2 separate regions of the Mus musculus genome follow, and region 2 is linked to region 1. A link is a contact called in ENCODE Hi-C or POLR2A ChIA-PET data. All regions are on one chromosome and are shown on one strand. The core of a region is the stretch at or near the end of the contact, and the rest is flanking DNA. Distances in the headings are between cores, read along the strand shown. Region 1 holds the start of Agfg2 (ArfGAP with FG repeats 2). Region 2 overlaps Tsc22d4 (TSC22 domain family, member 4).

The links. Hi-C counts contacts between places; a loop is a spot of excess contacts on that map. ChIA-PET counts read pairs that join two places held with the same protein, here RNA polymerase II (POLR2A).
Region 2: a map of heart shows a loop between it and region 1 (2.7-fold over the local background). The contact joins the enhancer-like site here to the promoter of Agfg2 in region 1. A Hi-C loop is called at or near these places in 2 of 37 maps with a recorded cell type or tissue (heart and regulatory T cell). POLR2A ChIA-PET finds 5 or more read pairs at or near these places in 4 of 5 experiments (Patski and embryonic stem cell).

Annotation. Positions count from the first base shown.
Region 1 is chr5:137,681,146-137,688,228 of GRCm38, forward strand. Agfg2 (ArfGAP with FG repeats 2) reads right to left here and starts at 3,608. Exons shown (of 12, transcript NM_178162.3): 1 at 3,214-3,608. The coding sequence starts at 3,434. Gm15498 (a long non-coding RNA gene) reads right to left here. Exons shown (of 2, transcript XR_003956003.1): 2 at 4,240-4,496.
Region 2 is chr5:137,755,669-137,762,751 of GRCm38, forward strand. It overlaps Tsc22d4 (TSC22 domain family, member 4), which reads left to right. Exons shown (of 5, transcript NM_023910.6): 4 at 3,016-3,064; 5 at 3,399-4,079. The coding sequence ends at 3,608. Among named protein-coding and RNA genes, the nearest start is that of Tsc22d4, 13 kb to the left of the region's middle. Within about 2 kb of position 4,468, at least 1 of the 3 ENCODE cell types and tissues checked has a DNase peak (open chromatin) inside an H3K27ac peak, as active enhancers do; it is heart, where a contact is called at or near this core.

The DNA of each region.
Region 1 (7,083 bases), core at 2,358-4,857:
ATTTTTTTTAATTACATGTATTTATTGTCTCTGTGTATACACCTGTGCCGCAGCCTGTGCGCATAGGGCAGAGAACAACTTGGGGAATCAACTCTTCTTCCCTTCTCCCAGGTGGGAACTGAACTCAGGTCAGCAGGCTGGGCAGCAGGTACTTTTATCAACAGATTCATACCCCTCCCCCTATCTCTGTCTTTAAAAACAAGGTGTCCTATATCACAGGCTGACCCCAAACTCACTCAGTAGCTGAAGGTGACCTTTAAAAAGGTTGCATTTTGTTTGGCTGGTTGGTTTTTATTAGTACCCACTGGGATCTGGTTTTACTGTTACTGTTTTGTCTGCATTTATCTATTCTTAGATGGCATCTATGAGTGTTTCGTCCGTATGTCTGTCTGTGCACCACATGCATGCCAGAAGAGGATGTTGATTCCCTTTTGAACAGACGGTTACCGATGGTTGTGAGTGCTGGGAACTGAACCTGGGTCTTCAGCAAAAGCAAGAAGTACTTTTAACTGCTGAGCCATCTCTCCAGCCCGAGCCCTCCCTGAGTTCGTTATCTTTCATGCCATCACCTCTAGCCATTAGAACAGAGGAACAGTTTTCCTGACAGCCGTCGTCCCCCAACCCCCAGCCCCAGGGCCTAGCTCTGAGAGATCATAAGGCTTCTCTTCACTTCTATCCAGATGCAATAATTTGATTTTCCAGACTGGGGGGCAGGGGGCTGTGGCTCAGTAGTAGAGTACTTGCCCATCATGTGCAAGGCCCTGAGTTCAAACCTAAGTATCAGAAAAGCAATACAGATTTCCCTTCTCATAACATTTCAAGATTTATGCTTTCTTTTGTATTATATGCTATAATATACAGGATATCCATGTGTATATGTGTTCACATGTGTCTGAGTTTATATGCATGCAAAGGCCAGTTGACTTGGGTACCTCCCTTGACTGCCATCCACCTTATTATATATAGAGGCCAGGTCTCCCTTCTGAGCCAGAGCCTCTCAAGTGCTAGGATCACAAGCAAGCCACCTCGTTCTCCTGGCCTTTACCTGGGTTCTGTGAACCTGACCTCGGGTCCTCACGTTTTCATGACAAGTACTTTACCCACTGAGCCATCCTTTCAAGCTCATACACTGTCCTCTATACGGGCACGGGGTGTATATGGATGGTTTAGCCAAACAATCCAGGCCAGCCTCAGTCTCCCCGGGTGGTCACATACATGGTGGTCCGTGTCCAGCCACAGTGGTAGAAGGGAGGCTGAGAACACTGGTGGACTGGGGCTACAGCTCAGTCCAAGTGCACCCTTAGTGTTCATAAAGGCCTGGGTGGGACCCTGGCACCTCACAAGTCAGGCTAGTGCACACCTGTAATCCCTGCGCTCAGGAGGTGGAAACAAAAGTCATTCTTAGCTACACAGTCAAGGCTAGCTTAGACCACATGAGACCCTGTCTTAAACAACAACAACGATAAAACCATAGACATTTTAAGAAGAGGGTGACAATGTAGTAGAGACATAGTTCCACACGGTCTCCTAGGACACCGGGATCTTCATTTCTGGTCTCCCCACAATCCTAGCTCGTACTAAATGACAAACGCTGGGAACAGAATCCTCCATATGGCACTGGGTAAATTACTAAACCTCTTTCTACTTTTGATCTCCCATCTGTCGCAAAAGAACAATACTCCTTGGTTTTTTTTTTTTTTTTCAGGCTGGTATGCATATAAGAACAGGAGAGCTTTCCTTATTAAATAAATAAATAAATAAAATAGCAGTGTACTAAAATACTAGAAAACCAGACAAAAACGAGTCCCTAAGAAAACCAAAGATCTCGAACCCAATGTTAGTCAAATAATTCCTAAGGAGAAGGAGCTTACTAAATAACTAGAAATCTGGGGTGGTCTGGGCTGAGGGTAGCATTGTGGATTTTACAACCAAGCCTCTGCTCCCCAAATTTACAGTTTACCAGATGAGACTCGGCAGTACACTTAGGAAAGACCCCAAAGCATGCCTGTAACCCCAGCCATTACAGAGGTAGAGGCAGGAGGACTCTGAGTTCCAAAGCCACCCCTAGCTACATCATGAATTAAAAGTCACCGTGGACTGTATGAGACCCCGTCTCAAGACAAATTAAAAAAAAAAAAAATGGACTGGTGAGCTAGCTAGCTCAGCAAGTATGGGAGCTTACAGCCATGCCTGTTGACCTGAGTTTGATCCCCAGGCCCCACACGTAGTGGAAGGAAATTGCTGATTCCTACAAGTTATTCTCTGATAACCACACAAGCCATGGAACCTACATGTCCCTACAGTGCAAAGTAAAGAAATCAAATGCAACTTTAACGGGGGCAGAGGACGAAATGGGGAAAAGAAAAGAATATGCCATTCTGATCCTCATCTCTTCGGGAAAGCTAAGCTGTCCGCCAGGATAACCCTTTGGCTCTCTGCCCTTAGTATATTTCGTAAGTCATCTACCCTCTAGCTAGCATTCCAGAGCCTGAAAGATTAGGATCTGCACCTGATCCCTGGCTTCATACCTGCCACTCTAGGCTGTCAGCCTGGGCTAATGCGTGGAGCATTTTCCATTCCCTTCTAGGGTACTTTTGTCTTAGGCTCGACTTCCCTATTTCTTTCCCTTCTCCTTCCACCCCGTTCCCCTCCGCTCCCCTCCTGGTGGAGCGGCAAGGGTCTCATGGTTGGCCTTGAACTCCTGATCACCTCCCCCTCAGTGTTGGGATTACAGGCGTGTACCACACTACTCGGGTTTTATGCAGTGCTGTGGATGGAAACTCAGGGCGCCGAGCGTGCTAGGCAAGCACTCTACCAACTGAGATACAATGCAACCCCAGCTAAAGTTCCCTTTAAAGGTCTATGTCAATTTCTGGCCCTTTAAGTCCCTCCCCCACCCCACCCCAGTCCCTCCACACTTTCTCTCTCCCCACCTGCAATTCGCCTTCGCCTCCCCCAGGGAGTTTCTCCAATCCTCTCCTCGTGTCCTTCTACAGCCCCCACCCTCCCTCTGCAGCGCGACTCCACTCCCGTCTTCTGTCCCCCTGCGCTTTTTCCCTTTCCCCCACGACACACCTCTGCAGCAGGCGACCTTCCACCGCCACATCCAATGCCGGGGCTACCCCTCTGACCTCCTGGATCGCCCCGAGCTCCTGCAGACTCACTTCACCCGAACCAAACCCAGTTCCCCCCCCCCCCCCCGGATCCACTCACAGGAGGCCGGAGCAGGTGGTGCAGACGAAGCTGCCCACGGTGATGTCCACATACGTGACCCCGCGCTGGGCGCACTCGAAACAGTGGCGGTTCCCGGCCTGGCTGCAGCCGCCCAGCTCCCGCACTCGGCGGCACCACACCTCCGAAGCGGCTTCAGCCTCCGCTTTGCTCCCTCCGACCCCGCCACCCGGGCCCGGGCCCTTCTTAGCCGCCATCACCATCTCTCCTCCAGGTTCCTCTGCAAGTCAGCGGTCGCTCCCCTTTAACCGCTCGCTGCCTTTCCCGCCTCCGCCGCCTTCGCACGCCCGGCAACCCTGACACCAGCTCCTGCAGCCCCGACCACGACCGCGAGAGACTCTGCCGCCCCCTTCCTCGTCCTGTTCGGCACGCTGATTGGCTAGTCTCCCCCCACCTCCTTGCTTTAATTGGTTCGATTCGAGACGGCCTCCGGTTGCTGGAGCCTTCAGAACCACGCCCCACTGCCACCCGGCCTTCTGTCTTTTCCATTGGTTCACAAAGACCCCCACCTTGCAAGTACAATGCGTGCCCTCCTCCTTGTCCCCGCCCCCTCTCGCCACGGACTCCTATGCTGACTCTGATTGGTTGTTAAGGTTGCAAAATTAGCGTGCGAGAGAAAGGAGGTGTTCGGCGCGTGCGTAGTGCTCATCCTCCGGATTGATACTAATTCCCGCCAAATTTCAAAGGCTCGTTCCAGGCTGAGCCAGGAGACAAGAAAATCGGAAAGAAATTGCCCTAGGATGAGCTGGAGGAGAAAGGGAAAGACAGAGAAGGGGAGTGCTTTGTAAAAGATACTTTATTTATCCAAGTCATAGAAAGAGCCCCCACTTTAGAGTCAAGTTAAAAACCTGAGGTAGGATGCAGAAGGGATGAACGGCGTTTGCCACTAACCTTCATTCCCACTCCTGTAAGAAAACCGACTCCTATAAGCTAGCTGCCTTCTGATTTCCATGAGTACACACACACACACACACACACACACACACACAAATAAATAAATGCATGTAAAAAATATTCAAGAAAACATGTTGAAGTGGATCACAGAACTGGTTTGTGGCTCAGTCAGAATTTGAATCTGAGTCTTTTGATTTTAAAAGCTCTGCTCCGTGGCCAGGGATGTATCTCAGCTGGTAGAGTGCACTAAGCGCGAGGTTCAAGCCCCCAGCACTGCATACAACTCAGCGCGGTGGCACAGGCCAGTAATTCCAGCATTTGGGAAGTGGGGGTAGCAGTAGCGGTACTTCAGAGTCATCCTCGGTCACTGCCTGGAAAAGGAAAGGCTGAGAATAAGCAGGTTTAGGGATGCTGGCAACCATAAGTCAGGACTTTGGTTTCAGACATGCCAATGGGATGCGGGCAGATGAGAGATAGGTTTCTGAGTTATTGGTACCCAGGAGCCCATGGGCTAGATGAGGTTGCTTAATTGTTGTCATAGCTGCAAGTGTACTTCCCCCTGAGCTGTGGTGATGCCAAGTCCCCATGTACACATGCAAAGGAACCATTTTGCTTCATGTAAACCATGGCTGCATGCCTTGGATTCCAAGCAGGTGGATCGCTGTGAGTTTTAGGCCAGCCTGGTCTATGTAGTGAGTTCCAGGGGATTACACAGTGAAATCCTGTCCCCCACCCCACCCCCACCAAAAAAAAAGCCTCTTGTACATTTTCAGAGTTCAGCGTTCAGCATTTCCCTGTGCTGGCCATTTCTTGCACAGCTTCTCTTTAGCCAGTGGTTATTTCTTCACCCCTTAAAATGTTACCCACCACAAGTGAATAAATGGGCAGGAATTGGGGTGACCACTAGACTCTGATAGCTTCCAGTCTGTCTTTTGCTACAGGGTGTGGTCTGCAAGAGCAACCAGAGGGTGCGCTTCCTCCTCCTGTCTCTACTCCACCCAGGCCATATCAGAGAGTGACAACCCTATTTCCCCTCATAATCAGCAAGAGCACAGGCAGCCCGGGGACTCCCTCTTCTGCTATTGCTCCTGTGGCCTGGTGGGGAGGGCTTGGTGGCTTTCCTGGTAAGAAAAAGGCCCTTCGCCCTTGGGGAGTTAAGTCTACAGAACCCAAGCAATAGGGGGTGGGAGGTAGAAAGCAAACTTTTTTTTTTTTCAGCATGTTGCAGTGGGAGCTGAAGAGATGTCTCAGCAATTAGGAGCATTTGCTGCTCTTCCAAAGGATCCAAGCTTAGTTCCCAGTTCCCACGCTGGATGACTCACAATCATTATTACTCCAGCTCTAAGGGATCAATGACTTCTGTCTTCAGGACACTGGCATGCATGTGGCAACCGCCTCCCCCCATCAGAGCAACACACACACACACACACACACACACACCAATAATTGGGGGTGGAGGAAACGGTAGTCATAGCCTAAGTTGGTACTTTAGTCAGTTAAGTGCTCACTGTGCAAGCATGAAGACCTGAACTTTATGTGAAGAGACCCATGTGAAAGGCTACATGATACATGCTGGTAATCCCATTTCTGGGAAGGAGACAGGCGCATCCAGTCAGCCTAGCCTAGCTTAATCAGGGAACCCCAGATTCAAATGAGGGACCTTGTCCCAGAAAACAAGGCAGTGAAGAGTTTCTTATGGTGGCAAACACATTTAATCCCAGTACATGGGAGGCAGAGGCAGGTAGATCCCTGTGAATTTCAGGGCAGCCTGGTCTACATAGCAAGACAGGACTACGTAAAGATACTCTGTCTCCTCCAGCCCCCACCACCAAAAGCAAACAAACAGAAAACCAAGGTGCTTAATAATAAGAAAACAAGGGGCCGAAGAGATGGCTCAATGGTTAGGCGTATTAGCTGCTCTTGCAGCAGACCTGAGTTTGATCCCCAGTACCCACATGGTGGTTTACAAACATCTGTCCCAGGGGATCTAAAGCCTTCCTCTGACTTCTAAGACCCCAGGCATGCATGTGGTATACACAGACATATGTACAATCAAAACACCCATACACATAGAATAAGATAAATACATCTTTAAAAAAAAAACTTTTAAAAAACCAGTGAGCCGGGCGTGGTGGCGCATGCCTTTAATCCCAGCACTTGGGAGGCAGAGGCAGGCGGATTTCTGAGTTCGAGGCCAGCCTGGTCTACAGAGTGAGTTCCAGGACAGCCAGGACTACACAGAGAAACCCTGTCTCGAAAAAAAAAAAAAAAGGCTGGAGAGATGGCTCAGCGGTTAAGAGCACCAGACTGCTCTTCCAAAGGTCCAGAGTTTAAATCCCAGCAACCACATGGTAGCTCAAAACCATCCATAACGAGATCTGACGCCCTCTTCTGGTGTGTCTGAAGACAACTATGGTGTACTTACATATAATAAATAATAAATAAATAAATAAATCTTTAAAAAAGAAAAACAAAAAAAAACAACCAAACAAAAAAAAAAAACAAAACCAACCAAACAAAAAAACCTAGTGGATAGCTCCTGAAGCCTACACACACACACACACACACACACACACACACACACACGAGTAGTAATAGTGAAAGCTTCCCAGACCGCTTCTATTCAATTTCTGTCTTGGATGGAAAAGACTTGACACTTCATGTCAGCTACTGGATCACATATTCCCATCAGCATGAGAGGGTCCAGCCTCCCAGGTGTCGTCTCCTGGATACCACTAGATCAGTTTTCAGGGGCCATTTCATTGTCATTATTTGGCCAGCTGCTTCCGGTGCATTGGAAATATGATAACAGCTCTTGCCTTCTTTGGTTGTGTGCATGTACATGTGTGTGCACAGGTGTGTATGTGTGTGTGCGCGTGTATATGTGTTTGTGTATGTGTGTGTGTCTGTGTGTGTGCATGTGTGAGTGTGTGTATGTGTGTTTGTGTATGTGTGTCT
Region 2 (7,083 bases), core at 3,218-5,717, 75 kb after region 1:
GCCCAGCCTCTGCCCTGGGTACCCCCAAAAGTACTACAGAATCCGATCTGAGAGAGAGTGTAGAGGGGATTGCTGGATGTCACTTCCTTGGCCTCAGGCCTGCATCTCCAGCTCTTCACAGACATCTGTGTCTTCCGTTCTCATACTGAAATTATCATACTCAGACTTGGGACAAAGCAAAGGCCCATCTCAAAGAGATGCCCTCACTCCTGGACCCAAGAGTCTGTCCCTCAGGGCTGCTGTATGCAGTTACGTTGCGCACTGAACAAACCCTGGGGGTGCCGTTTGCATTTGCAGTCTTAGCCTGGCCTGGGTTGGAAGTCATGATGGTTTTGTAGGTCGATGGTGAGACATGTCTTGGGGGCGGGGATATTTCATCCTCATTCCTACAGCATTGCTTAGAGGCACCTGCCCTTCCTGCCCCCAGCCTTACCCAAGAGTTCCAGTGTAGCACATACCAGTCCCTCACTCAGGCCTAATCAGAGGGAAGGCTGGGCTTGCCAGAGGCCCCCGTCCCTTCAAGTGTTAAGGCTCGAATGGCATAGGGGAAGTGCTTTCAAAAACTCCTGAGCTAGACAAACACAAGATAGCCATCAAGCAGCCAACAAATGTTGCCTGTTGTATTACTCCTTTATTTCTGGCAAGAATAGAGGATTTAACTTGGCATCTCTGCCTGAGTGTCCGCCAAGCAGGGCTGACACCTCTATTCTGGTACATCTGTCCATCTTTGGTGTCTCTATGTACTGGAAGGAGGGGGTTTTATTCTGTAGCCTACTCCCCACCCAGGTACTGTGGATTGAAGTATCTTGAAAACAAATTTAACACTGGCTAGTTGCACCTACCCCCTCTCTCCCTCCCTCCCTCGCTCTCTCCATCCCTTCCTCCCCCTTTCTCTTCAGTGTGTGTGTGTGTGTGTGTGTGTGTGTTTGTGTGTATATGCTGGTACACTTGTGTGTGGTGTGTGTGTGCACGCTGGTATACTTGTGTGTGGTGTGTGTGTGTGTGTGGTGTGTGTGTGTGTGTGGTGTGTGTATGTATGCTGATACACTTGTGTGTGTCCAGGAACAATATGGCAGGCTTGTGGAAGTCAGGACAATTTAGAGAAGTTTGTTCTTTGCTCCCACAAGGTAGGTTCTTGGAATGGACTCAGGCTGTCCGGTTTAATGGCAGGAATCTATCCACCGAGCCCTCTTCCCTCTAACCTGTCTGTCCCCCACCTCCACTCTTAAGCATCTCCCGTGTCCCCTGCCTTTGGAGGCCCCCCGTGTCCTTAGTCACTGATATCCTGCTCTTTCTAGCCCATTCACCCCCTTGGTTGGTTCTACCTGTCAGCACGTCCTGCACCCAGAGCTTGGCCAGGAAATGGAAAATTCCCAGCTTCGTTTCTGATGGCCGGCTTCATGCAAGGGTCACCTTGCACTGAGTATGGATCCCCCTGTAGGAAAGCAGGCTGAGGTTGACAGCCAGCGGGGAGGGATTACAAAAGAGGCAGCAATGTATGAATGGAGCCAAGTGGCACCCTGACTCAGGGAGGGGACAGGGCTGGAGACCCTGGTGTCCCTGGGGAAAGCAGAAATGAGGCTTAGGTAACTGGAACAAAGCCTACCTCCTCTGCGCCAGCCGCCAAAAGGGAGACATTGGAGGCTGGAGCAAGGTAAGCAGACCCTAGGAGTCGTGGGTGACCAGAGGGGCTTGAGTACGAACCAGATTCTCTAGCCTGGTGCCAGTCAGGAGCCTGAGTCCTGGGGCATTTGAGTCAGGCATGAGTTGCCCTCTGGTGGCCACTGCTCAAACTGCAGCCAGGCCTACCCTTTAACTGGCTGATTACCAGAGTACTGAGTTAGTCTCTCTTGCCTCTTTATCCAGTGTCCCATGTTCAGCCTCTCCTTTTTTCCCCCTTCCCTTCCTTAAGCCCTGACTCACTGAGAGACCTCCATACCCAGGTCTCAGGCCCCATACAGGCTGCCTTTGATTTACAGGGTTCCTAACATGGGGGAGGGGGGTGTTTCTGTTGTTATGGTAATCTTCCCTAATTCTCTCCTTCGCTGAAGTGGGGTACTATCTGTCCCAGGTTTCAAGAGCTACCCAAGAAAGCTCTCTCTCTATATATATATATGTATATGTATTTATTTCTACCCTGCCCCCTTGCCAATTCCCTTTCTCAAAGTTGAGGGAGGCCATGGTTAATCCAGGCAGGGCAGAAAGGAAGGCATAGGTCAGGGACAGGTGCCCTAGGGTCTCACCTTCAAGCCCCTCCCCATGCCAGCCATCTTGCCCCATAGCCCCTCCCCCACACCCTCTTACCAGCTGACTTCACCTCCCCGTCCCCTCCAATCTGGGAGTGGTGCCAGGGTGAGAAGGGGACACTGGCACAGACTATGTGTGTCTGGGAATTCCCGCCCACTGTGGAGCCAAGGGAGGGGGTCCCCGTGTCCCTGAGGAACCAATAGCAGCTGTGCCTTGCCCTGAGGGGGAGGGCAGGGTGTATATCTCTCAGACCAGCAATCGGTAAGTCCGGTCTCCTCACTGCCTGCCTGGCATCCATCCGAAGAACCCTGCTCTGCCCAGGGGGGCTCTGAGCCCCCCAGGCACTCTGCCTGACACAGCCCTTTGGTTGGGAGTGGATACTGATGACCCTCAGGAATGTCCCAGCCGGGGGTCTCTGTGAAGTCCTTGGTATCATCTTATGAGATGCGAGTGGTGGGGATGGCGCCAGGGGCACCCCGAAAAAGGGGCTGCGTGTCTTCCCCATGCTCTCCACGGGGGTCATCCCCCATCCGAGGGGTATCGGGACCTCCTGCCCACCAGGGCCTGGGGGGGCCAGGGCATCGACCTTCATCCCACTGTGGGATGGACAAAAGCCTTCTCCCTCTGATCCTCTACTGCCACAGGTACTCGGCTGGGCTGGGGCAGAGCTGGGCTTTTTAGAGCAGGGAGTGTCCAGAAGACTGTAGCAGAGCTGACTTGGGGTTCCTCCTCATCTTGTACTCTCCCCCCTCCCCCATGTCTCTCCAGTGGTTCCGGAAGCCTGGTTGGCATTGACAACAAGATTGAACAAGCCATGGTAAGAAAAAGATGTTTTGGTCCCAGGAGGCCCCTTAGCTGTCTCTCTAGCATCTCTCCTCTCCCATGACTTGGGAATACAAACCATTCCTTTTCTACTTCCACCTTGGCTTCCCTCAACCTCCATCCCTGTCTGAGTCTTGTGTCTCCTTTTTTGACCGACTGCTGCCCTGTGTCTCCTTTAGCCTCTTTAGCTTCTGTCCCCTCCTTGGGGCAGAGGGGGAGGGGTATCTAACTGCTTCCTTGAGGCACCTGGGTTAGGCGCTGCAGTTGGAAGTGGCCTGGGGGTGGGGTGGGGGGAGGACCTGATGGTTTTGTTTGTCCCTGGGGTCCAGGACTTGGTGAAGTCCCACCTCATGTTTGCCGTGCGAGAAGAGGTGGAGGTGCTGAAGGAGCAGATCCGAGACCTGGCAGAGCGGAACGCTGCATTGGAGCAGGAGAATGGATTGCTGCGCGCCCTGGCCAGCCCGGAGCAGCTGGCCCAGCTGCCATCCTCGGGGCTCCCCAGGCTCGGGCCCTCTGCACCCAATGGGCCCTCCATCTGAGCCTTCTTTCCCTCACAATGTGCCTTTGGGGGGCTGCCACTGGCTGTTGCGCCTTGTGCCGGCAGCCTGCCCCCTCTTCCTATGTAGCTTTAATGCCCATGCCCAACTCCAGTGCCCAGGGATGGGAGTTGAAGGCTCAATATTGGCCTGTCCCATCCCGCTCGGTCTCCCCAGAGTCCTCAGGCCTTGCCGGAAGAGAAACAGCTCGGGAGAGGGTATTTATCTGAAGCCCCTCGTCCGTGGAAGAACCCAGCCCTGCCTCCTACCCCGGGTATCAGTGTTCTGGGGAGCCCCTCAGCAATAGGTGGCCTGGAAAGATTTGGAGGTTCCCTGGCAGGCCTCACCCCGTTCTCTTCAAGTGCCCCCTCTCCTCTGCCAAGGGAGGGTGTATGGACAGTATCTTCAACTTCTCGGATTCAGGTTGTTGTTAAAATAATAATTATAATTAAAAAAAAAATCTGAAGAAACTTGAATATGGAGGTTGGTGTGCTGTTGCTGCGTCTAGCTATGTATGTAGTTATGCTGTCCCCAACGCACGCCCTCGCGCACACAAACACACACACACACACACACACACACACACACACACACACACACACACAAGATCCCAGGTCCACCCTGGAGAAGATGCCAGAAAATGGCTTGGGAATGGTCTTGGTCCCTGGAAAGGCCTAGCAGGCTGGCCTAAGGAAAGAGGTAGGGGGCGGTGTCTACCCACGTGCTGGTGGTTGGCCCTGTGAGGGGAGGCCATAACAATGAAGTCTTTGGTGAGTGTCAGGATCCACCTCCAGCTTCCCAGTGTGTCCTCTCTTGTGGGCTGGATCCGGGTGGCTGCTTGGAGACAGGCAAGGAGCCCTGAATGGGCCCCTTGTCTTAAGGCTGGGTGTGGGCCAGGCTCTTAGGGCACATGGTGCCCTTGCCAGGCCTGGCAGGCTGCCTCTGCTTCTACCCCACCCCTGGCTGGATGAGGACTAGGCCCAGTGGGTGAGCAAGCTCCTCCTTCTCTCCCAGACCGACTGAGGCAGCCAAGAAGGGCCCCACCTAGTGGGGGCAAAGGGAACAGCACTAAGAGCCTTGAAGGAGAAAGTCTTGTCTCTGGGGATCAGAGAGGAAGCCTTAGCAGAGTTTTAAGTCTTTGGTGGCCCGACCAACCAGATTGGACCCCGTCTTTTCTTTTGGGGTCAGGGTGTGGTGGTTAAAACGGTGTCATGTAGCCCAGCCTGGCTTCAGACTTACTATATAGTTGAGAATGGTGCCGGAGGCCTGATCCTCCTATGTGCCGGGATGACAGGCGTTCACCAGTATGCTGGCCCTGGTTCATTGTTGTGTGATTCGAGTGTTCACTCTGTGCTATTGCCCACATGGAGAGACCAGAGGATAAACCTGGGTGTCACTCTTCACCTTTCACCTTCTCTGAGACAGGGTCTGTCCTTACTAAGGATGCCCAGCTAGCCATCCTTTTATCTTGGCCTCTCATTCCCTGTTAGGACCTCTGGTATTGTAAATGTTTGTTACTGTATCTGTGGGGTGGCCCTGACTCCCAACCGAGGCTTGTGTAATCAGCACCTCCTCCTTACCCACGGTCTCGTGGCCTTAGTCTTCAGTTGTCTAGCTAGAGGGTATCATTTAGCCCATGATGGTCTTGAACTCACTATGGAGCCAAGACTGACTTTGGTCTGTATCTGTGTTCACATGCCTGTCAGTGTGTGTATGCATGTGTGGAGAGACCAGAAGCTACTTGGTGTCTTCTTTGATTGCTTTTCACAGTTTTTGTTGGTTTTCTTTTTTGAGATGCTGTTTCCCTGGGTAGCCCTGGCTGTCCAGGAACTTTCCCTGTAGACCAGGCTGGCCATCTGCCTCTGAGAGCCCTGAGACAGACTCTCAGTAGACCTAGTGTTCACGGATGGAGCTAAGACTGACTGGCCAGCAAGCCCCAGGGATCCTTCAGTCTCGGCTTCCCCACTAGAATTACAGACATGCAGCATTGGAGAGTTGGGGTGTAGGGTGCTGAGGACCCAAATGCAAGTCCTCATTGCGTTGGATCCCCTAGAACAGGAGTTATAGGTGGTAAACTACCGTGTGGATGCTAGGGCTAGAACCCTGGTCCTTTGGAAAAAGCAGCAAACGCCCTTAATGGCTGAGCCATCTCTCCAGTCCCCTCAAATCCAGTTTTTACAAATCCTGTATCCACTCTCCAAACACTTACCTTGAAGTACTGTTGTAAAAATTATCTAGCAAAATCCACAGAGAACGCTTAAAGAGTTTCTGGGCTCTTGATCAACGTTGATTTTATTATCTCGGTTCTTGGGCCAGAAGAGACAAGGCCATCAATGATTGGCTCTGAGGTCTTGGAAGGTCCTCGGGGGGTTGGGGCCAGACAGCTCTCACAATGATCTAGAACACTCCCTCACTCTAAGTTCTCATCTACTTGACTCCTCTCCCTGTCCCAGGGAGGGGAGGAAGGGCCTGTCATGAGTCATTGGGGGGTACGCCCCTTTTGGATTTCGTATTTCTTCCTTCGATACTGTGCTTGAAGCGTCGCAGTACCCATAGTCCTCTCTGGTGGTGGCACTGGCTCATAGCCTTTCCCCTCCTACGCCTCAAATGCTCGCTTTGTGCCAAACTTTGGACTTGTGGTGTCAAGAGAGATTGCCATGGTCATGAGGTTCTTGAGATGGATCAGGCAAATTTGGCGAAAGGTGCCCAGTTGGGTGAGTTTTACGGATATAAGATGGCTGTGAGATAGGAGTTGTGGTTCGTGTTGTCTGGGCTGTAAGCGACCCTGACCTTATCTTGTTTCTCATTTTTGGCCTCTTTTAGCTCAAGACAAAACAGGGGGGGTGGGAGGCTTTAAGATGAGTGGGGAAGGACTGTAGGTGGTGGAAAGTCACATCGATGTCTTTACTGTGGGGTCTCCTCCCCCTCCCCTGTGTTTTGTTTCTATTACTATTATGTATAGGGGAACACACAGACAACTTTTGGGAATCAGTTTTCTCCTCTCATCACAGGAGCCAAAGACCTACCTCATACTGCCAGGCCCACCTGGCAGGAGCTTTCACCCACTGAACTATCCAACCCACCCCATGTCTTACTTCTTAGGTCCCGTTCTGGAAACACCTAGGCAAGCCAGGCACGTCCGAGCAGCACGAGAAGCGTCCATTGACAGGACCGGAGAAGGCTTCCATGGACTCTGACACTGTAAAGTTGGTCAAGCCCCACAAAGAGGCCATGGTCGCCGACCTGGATGCGGGCCCAGGGATGCTCGAACCCTGTGTGCTGCCCTCAGCCAAGGAAAGATCTCCTGTGCGTGATCAAGAGAGCCGTTCGAATCGTGACAGCCGTGACAGCCGTTCTCTGATGACCCTAGTTCACTCAGTCTCTATGTTCATGTTCTCCATGCTACAGTCCGGCTGGCGACTATGTAGGTGGAAGGTGTGTACTCTCCCATCTCTCACCCTGACACCCAGTCCTCCTC